Regions from separate parts of the Mus musculus genome. Here region 1 is linked to region 2. The links are chromatin loops, found by intact Hi-C in ENCODE. Cell type or tissue: heart. All regions are shown on one strand. Links, peaks and the distances in the headings refer to the core of each region. The heading gives the core; the rest is flanking DNA.

Region 1 (2,909 bases), core at 172-2,671, 78 kb after region 2:
TAAATTCTACGCGGGGCCCTGCGCGGCCTTATTCCACGTGTTTTCCTGTCAGGCGCCCGCTTACACTTCTTTCCTGGCTCCCGTTGTTGTTTTGTGCCTCCTTTCTTAGGCCTACCTTGAACTTCGTTTCTCCTCAGTAATTTATCGCTATCGTTACCTGGTGTTTACCTGCTGTTACCTGTTCTTCTCATTGTTTTTATTACCTGCCACCCTTCCCTGCTCGGCTGTGAAGCGCCTTCTATCTTTTATACCCCTTTCTCATTTAATCTTCATTACGTCAGTGGTCCTTCCCCCGTGTCCCATGCTGACCCAAAGTTATGGTTTGTTTGTCCGTCCCCCCCGCCCCCCAACGGATTGATGTAGTCACTCCTCTTGTCCCAAAGCTGGAATTCCTCAGTTAACATATAGTGGCATTTTTGCATGTTTTGCTGAATATGTCCCAAACATAACCCAGAAAGTGCTTCCGTTCTCTTTTAACAAGGTGGGGTTAAGACCCCGCACTCGAATTTTTAAAATCAAGGAGAGGAGAGGCCTTAAGATAGGTTTCTCGGTGGAAACCTGGGGTAGAGGCTTCTCCAAAAGGTTGTAAGATGGCAAACACATCAATCCTAAAAGTTTTTCGAGTTTTCTCAGGAGGTTCTCAATGACCTGCCCTCCCTCCCCTGACTATCCTACCTCTAGAGAGAGAACGTGTAGGGTAGATAGCTGTAATATGAGAGGTGTATGAAGTATGTTTGAAAACCTTAGGATTTTGTTTGTCCTTTTAACCTTTGGGAAGGATCCCAGCTCTCTTGATGTCACCCCCAACTCCCTTTTTGGGTCTATTTTTGTTATTTCCGTGTGTCTGTGTGAGTATATGATGGATGCATGCTCTTGGAGGTTAGAAGAGGGTGTTGGATCCCCTGGAGCTGGAGTTACAGGCAGTTTTGAGCAGCCTGATGTGGGTGCTGAGAGTAGAATAATTTGGGTCCTGAAGAGCAGTAAATGCTCTTCACAACTGAGACATCTTTTCAGGATGCCTTGGTGTCACTTCTTGATAACATTCTTGAACCACAGGATCTATTGAGTTGTACATTTTGGTAACCCGAGGTTCTTTTCTTGTATGTAGACTTGCCCTTCAATTATTATTCTGTAAGGACAGTAATTCCTTTTATGAAGAATTAAGAAACTGTGTTGAGGCTGGAGAGATGGCTCAGCGGTTGAGAGCCCTGACTGCTCTTCCAGATGTCCTGAGTTCAATTCCCAGCAACCACGTGGTGGCTCACAACCATCTGTAATGGGATTTGGTGCCCTCTTCTGGTGTGTCTGAAGATAAATACAGTGTACTCATATACATAAAATAAATAAATAAAATTTAAAAAAAGAAACTATGTTGATTATTGTTTGTGTTTCAGAAGAAGCTTTACCGTTAGTTGTTTTGGTCACCTTATTCTGGGAATCTCATACAAATCAAATTTAATACAAACTGAGAACTGTTCTTACTGAGACATGATCTCACTCTGTAGCTCTAGCTGGCATGAAACTCACAGAGATCCTACCTTTATGTCTCCCAGGTGTCAGGATTAGAGACATTAACTGTCATGCCCAGTTTTTTGTTGTTGTTTTGGGTTTTTTTTGTTTTTTTTTTGTTTTTTTTTTTTAATAGTTGTTTTTAATTATTGGATTGTGATGATTTTTAAAAAAATATTTATTTATTTTATGTGTCAGGTATTTTGTATGTATGGATGTCTGTGTACCTGCACAATTACAGATAGTTTTTAGTCTCAATGTATGTGCTGGAAATTGAACCTGGGTCCTCTGAAGGAACAGTCTGTGGTCTTAACTGTTGAGCCATTTCTCCATCCATGAAAACTCTTCCTTCCTTCTTTCTTTTCTTAAAAGTTAATAATTGGGTCTGGAGAAATGGCTTAGTGGTTAGGAACACTCTTTCTTCCAGAGAACCTCAGTTTGGTTTCCAGCACCAAAATCATGTGGCTCACAACTACCTGACTACACCAGCTTCAGGGGATCGGATTTTCTCCTCAGTGTCTTCAGGCACCTGTTTCCTGTGTCACGCTCGCGCGCGCGCGCACACACACACACACACACACACACACAGAGAAAACTTTTTTAATCTTGAAAAAAAAAACTTAAAAATTGCTGCGTTTTTGTCTTTAAAACTTGTAAATGAAGGTGCTTAGAAAAAGCCCTTATAATTTAGTCTGTTAAGGTGACTTTATTGTTTGAAAGCAAATGTGTTTCTTAACTGTTGGACTCTCAAATTTCATTATTAGATTTTTATGTTATTCTAATTACTGTTAACTTGATGTAGCTATAATGGATTATGTTTTCTAATGATTACTTGAACAAATAAGGAAGAATTGAGCAACTACCTCCATTTTTTAGTCTACGTAAGTTATGTAGTTCTGTACTGTTACACATGCTATAAAACATACACAGAAAATTAATTTTTAGGTGAAAGAGATTAAAAATTAGTGGGCTATTGGGTATTCTCTTGTTTGTTCCCCTTTTGAAGTCCTGGTGTAAGTCACCAGTTGTCCCATGACTTTCCTTTATGGATATTGTATGTGTTTATGGAGTTCCTCCTTCCACCATATGAGTATTTGTTAGTTAATAAGCTTGCATTTGATTGAGTACCTCACTTATCTAATGTTTTCTGACCTGATTTCAGGTATATAGTCTTAAGAGAACACAAGGCAGTCCTGAGGGTGTAAGCAGGACTTACTCTTTAATCACATTTGCTTGTTTTTGCTTTTTTCTCTAGAGCACTTCTTAAACTTTTGGAGGTCACAGATATCTTTGAAACTCTGATGAAAGGTATGGACCCTTTCCCCAGAAAAAGGCATGTACAATACTTTGCATGCAATTTAATGGGCACCACAAAATTACCTTGTAGCCCTGAGGAGTCC
Region 2 (2,909 bases), core at 100-2,599:
AAAGGATCGGAGGCCAAAGAAGAACCCTTCTTCACCCGTGTGGCACCTTGGGTTTTCAAAAGGCACCTTTCTTCCGAGTTCCCAGGAGCTGAGCTTCCCAGCTCTCCGAGTGAGCAAGAGGGATAAGGGTGGAGGAAAGGTCTGGGGGAAACGCAGCTTACCCCGGTCTTGCGTCTTGCGCAGCGCTACGGCAGTCCCGGAGTCCCAGCGCAAACCCTTCCAGCAGCAGCTTCCAGCTGTCAACGCTTCCTTCTCTGGACGCCGCAGCCCTCACCCAGTCGGTGGGGCGGCCCCTTCCGCTGCCCTTTTGGCCGGGTGCGAGAGTGTGCGAGTGGCACGGGGCTCGCGGGGGCTCTACCTTGACCCAAGAGAGCGCACGGTCAGAGCAGGGGCGCCGGAGCCCGAGCTGGACAGGAGGGGACGGGTTAGGAAGACGCGGCCGCTGCGGGGCCGCCCAGCTCCTGACGACACACTGCCCGCCCCCGACCCAGCCTGCCCTCCTGCCGCGCCCAAGCCCACCGCTGTTGCCAGCTTTCCAACACAATCTGCTCCGGGCCTTCAGAGTATCTCCAGGGCTCTGGTTTGTGCCACTTTCTCCACTCCTACGCTTCTGTCTTCCCATGCCTGGGGCAGCTCTACTTCTATCTTTCTTTTCTAATTAGTCAAAGCCTCTCCCATCATCCCTTCCCAGGAAAGCCAAGGTAGGGGTCAGGGTGCTGATTGGAACCACCCAGCGACTGGTCAGCAATTGGCCGGCCCTCCAATCTCCAAATCATCACTTTGGACGCGCCTGCCCAAGTCAATGATTCCACATTCAGGAGAACCCAGAGAGGCAAGGCCAGAGTTCCACAATTCACACACAACCCTAGACCTAGGTGCATTTCCTTCTCCACATGGCTTCACATTGCTTGACCCTGCCTGAGATAATTGCCCACCTCTCCTCCGAGTTCCTCAGCTCCGCCTCGGACTTGTCTATGCACAGCCTTTTCTCTCAAAATCCATATCCTTTCCTTAAGACTAGGGTGGAGATTTAGGTGCATAAAACAACGTTTGACTGTGTTCACCTTTTCTTCATACCCAACCCTAGCACTTTACCCTCTGGCCTTGGCAGATGGCACAGAAGTCGTTGGGCAAAGGTAGAGTCTGAAGGCAGAGCCTTTCAGTTCCTCCTACCTGTTATTGGAGCTGTCAGGACTCTTGAAGCAGCATGGTTGGTGTGAGGCTGAACGGAAAGGAGACCAATGAGTGGGGATTTACTGGTAGGGACTGGGGACCCAGGCATCCTGCATCCCCCGCCCCGCCCCAAACCCACGACTAACTCCCTCCTACCCTTCTCTGAAGTAGGAGCAGCACAACAAAGCCTTGTGTTCTTGGAATTGTATCCTCTTACAGCTGGGAATAGAAAGGAGTGGGAGAGCAGACTGCTTGTTGGAAATGTGTGTATATATTCGGGTCCAGTGAGGGTCAGAGAGAGAGAGAGAAGAAAAAAAAAGAAGAGAAAGGAAAAGAAAAGAAAAAAAAAAAACCGAAAGAAACAAAAGGCCCTCTAGTGGAAACAGAAGTAAGTAGTCTTCAAGTATTTGGAGACAAAGCTGTTGAAGCAACTCTCTAGAGTAGTGGGGTTTGCTGCTGCTGTTGTTATTTAAACTTTAGATTCAGATCGGGAGTCGGAGAGTGACCTGTCTCTGTTCTGCTGTCCTTTTCAGGTTTGTTCTGGTTTGCTTGCATCCTGACCCTTCACTGCTTTGTTTTTGTTTTCATTTTTCCTCTTCCTCCTCCATCACTGTCACCACCATGCTGCAGATGAGCTTCAGTGCCTGGAACGTGCTTCTCCGGTGCTGCACCACGGATCTATACCGCTACCCCACACCCTTCTTCTTAACAGTATATGCGTCACCGTTAGCAAAGTCTATCTCCCCTTCCTACATCGCCTCCTTACTCACAGTCCAACAAACGATTTTTTTCCTGAGACAAGATTTTAGTATGTACATAGCCTAGGCTGGCAGTGAAATTGCCATCCTGGTTCAACCTCTCAAGAGCTGGGTTTACCGGGTTTATTGGTGTGTGCCACTCCTGCTATCAACAGACACTTTTGAAGGTCTCTTTATACCTGATCTTGTTCTTAGTTCTTTCTGTAGGATAAGCAAAAACACAAACTGAAGCAAGTGCCTAGATGTCTGTAAAGCTTCCTAGCTCTTGATCACCGTAAACAAAGATTCTGTTTAAATAACACTTGTGTCCCAAACTACTCTTCGAATCAGTTCTTGCATAAAGTCAAAGACTCTCCTACATTAAACAAGCCATAGGTTGGAATATGATTTTTCCAATAAGGAATATGAAGAGAAACTCAGACTTTTATTTTATTTCGGTTTTTCAAGACAGGATTTCGATGTGTCGCCCTGGCTGTCCTGGAACTTACTCTGTAGACCAGGTGGGCCTCGAACTCGAACTCAGAAATCCGCCTGCCTCTGCCTCCCAAGTGCTGGGATTAAAGGGTGTGCCACTGCCTGGCAGGAGCTCAGAGTTACTGTAACATCTTTGTACCTTATTTTGGATCTGTGTTTCGCCATATTCTCAGGTCAGTTGTTGGTGGGGGTGGTGGAAGAAAAGCAAAGAACCATCTACGGAAGAGGTGTTTGATGTCTATAGTTCCAGGTGCTCATCTCTTTAATCAACCACATCATACAAGTCAGAAAGAAAGAAACCACAGTGAACAAAGGGAAAGGAAAAAACAAGCCTGTTTTCCCAGCCTCTTCTTCCTCTGGGTGGGGTTATACATCCGGGGCCCAGGGCTGGGTCCAGGGCCAGTCTACTGAACAGACAATTGAGTTTCACTTCCTGCCAACCTGCAGAGATGGGGGCAGGATGTCTGAGGGGTACAGTGATGGGGAGTGTCCAGAGATTAAAGA

The links. Peaks named below come from ENCODE experiments on the same cell type or tissue, not always from the same donor. Only the 100,000 strongest peaks of a DNase experiment are listed, where the experiment ranks them.
Region 1: a loop joins it to region 2, with 2.3 times the contacts of the local background. A loop is called at or near these places in 3 of 42 quality-filtered maps.

The regions. Positions count from the first base shown.
Region 1 is chr10:128,822,015-128,824,923 of GRCm38, forward strand. The region is part of intron 1 of Sarnp (SAP domain containing ribonucleoprotein); the gene reads left to right. Among named protein-coding and RNA genes, the nearest start is that of Sarnp, 1.7 kb to the left of the region's middle. In heart, for the core only: a CTCF peak has its summit at 1,309 (motif pointing left); no DNase peak of the experiment used is centred there; H3K4me3 peaks cover 1,102 bases; H3K27ac peaks cover 781 bases.
Region 2 is chr10:128,743,635-128,746,543 of GRCm38, forward strand. It overlaps Dgka (diacylglycerol kinase, alpha), which reads right to left and starts at 442. Exons shown (of 24, transcript NM_016811.3): 1 at 162-442. It overlaps Gm31504 (predicted gene, 31504), which reads left to right and starts at 1,313. Exons shown (of 2, transcript NR_168573.1): 1 at 1,313-1,561; 2 at 1,707-2,248. In heart, for the core only: a CTCF peak has its summit at 1,564; DNase peaks (open chromatin) are centred at 277 and 1,237; H3K4me3 peaks cover 1,581 bases; H3K27ac peaks cover 1,361 bases.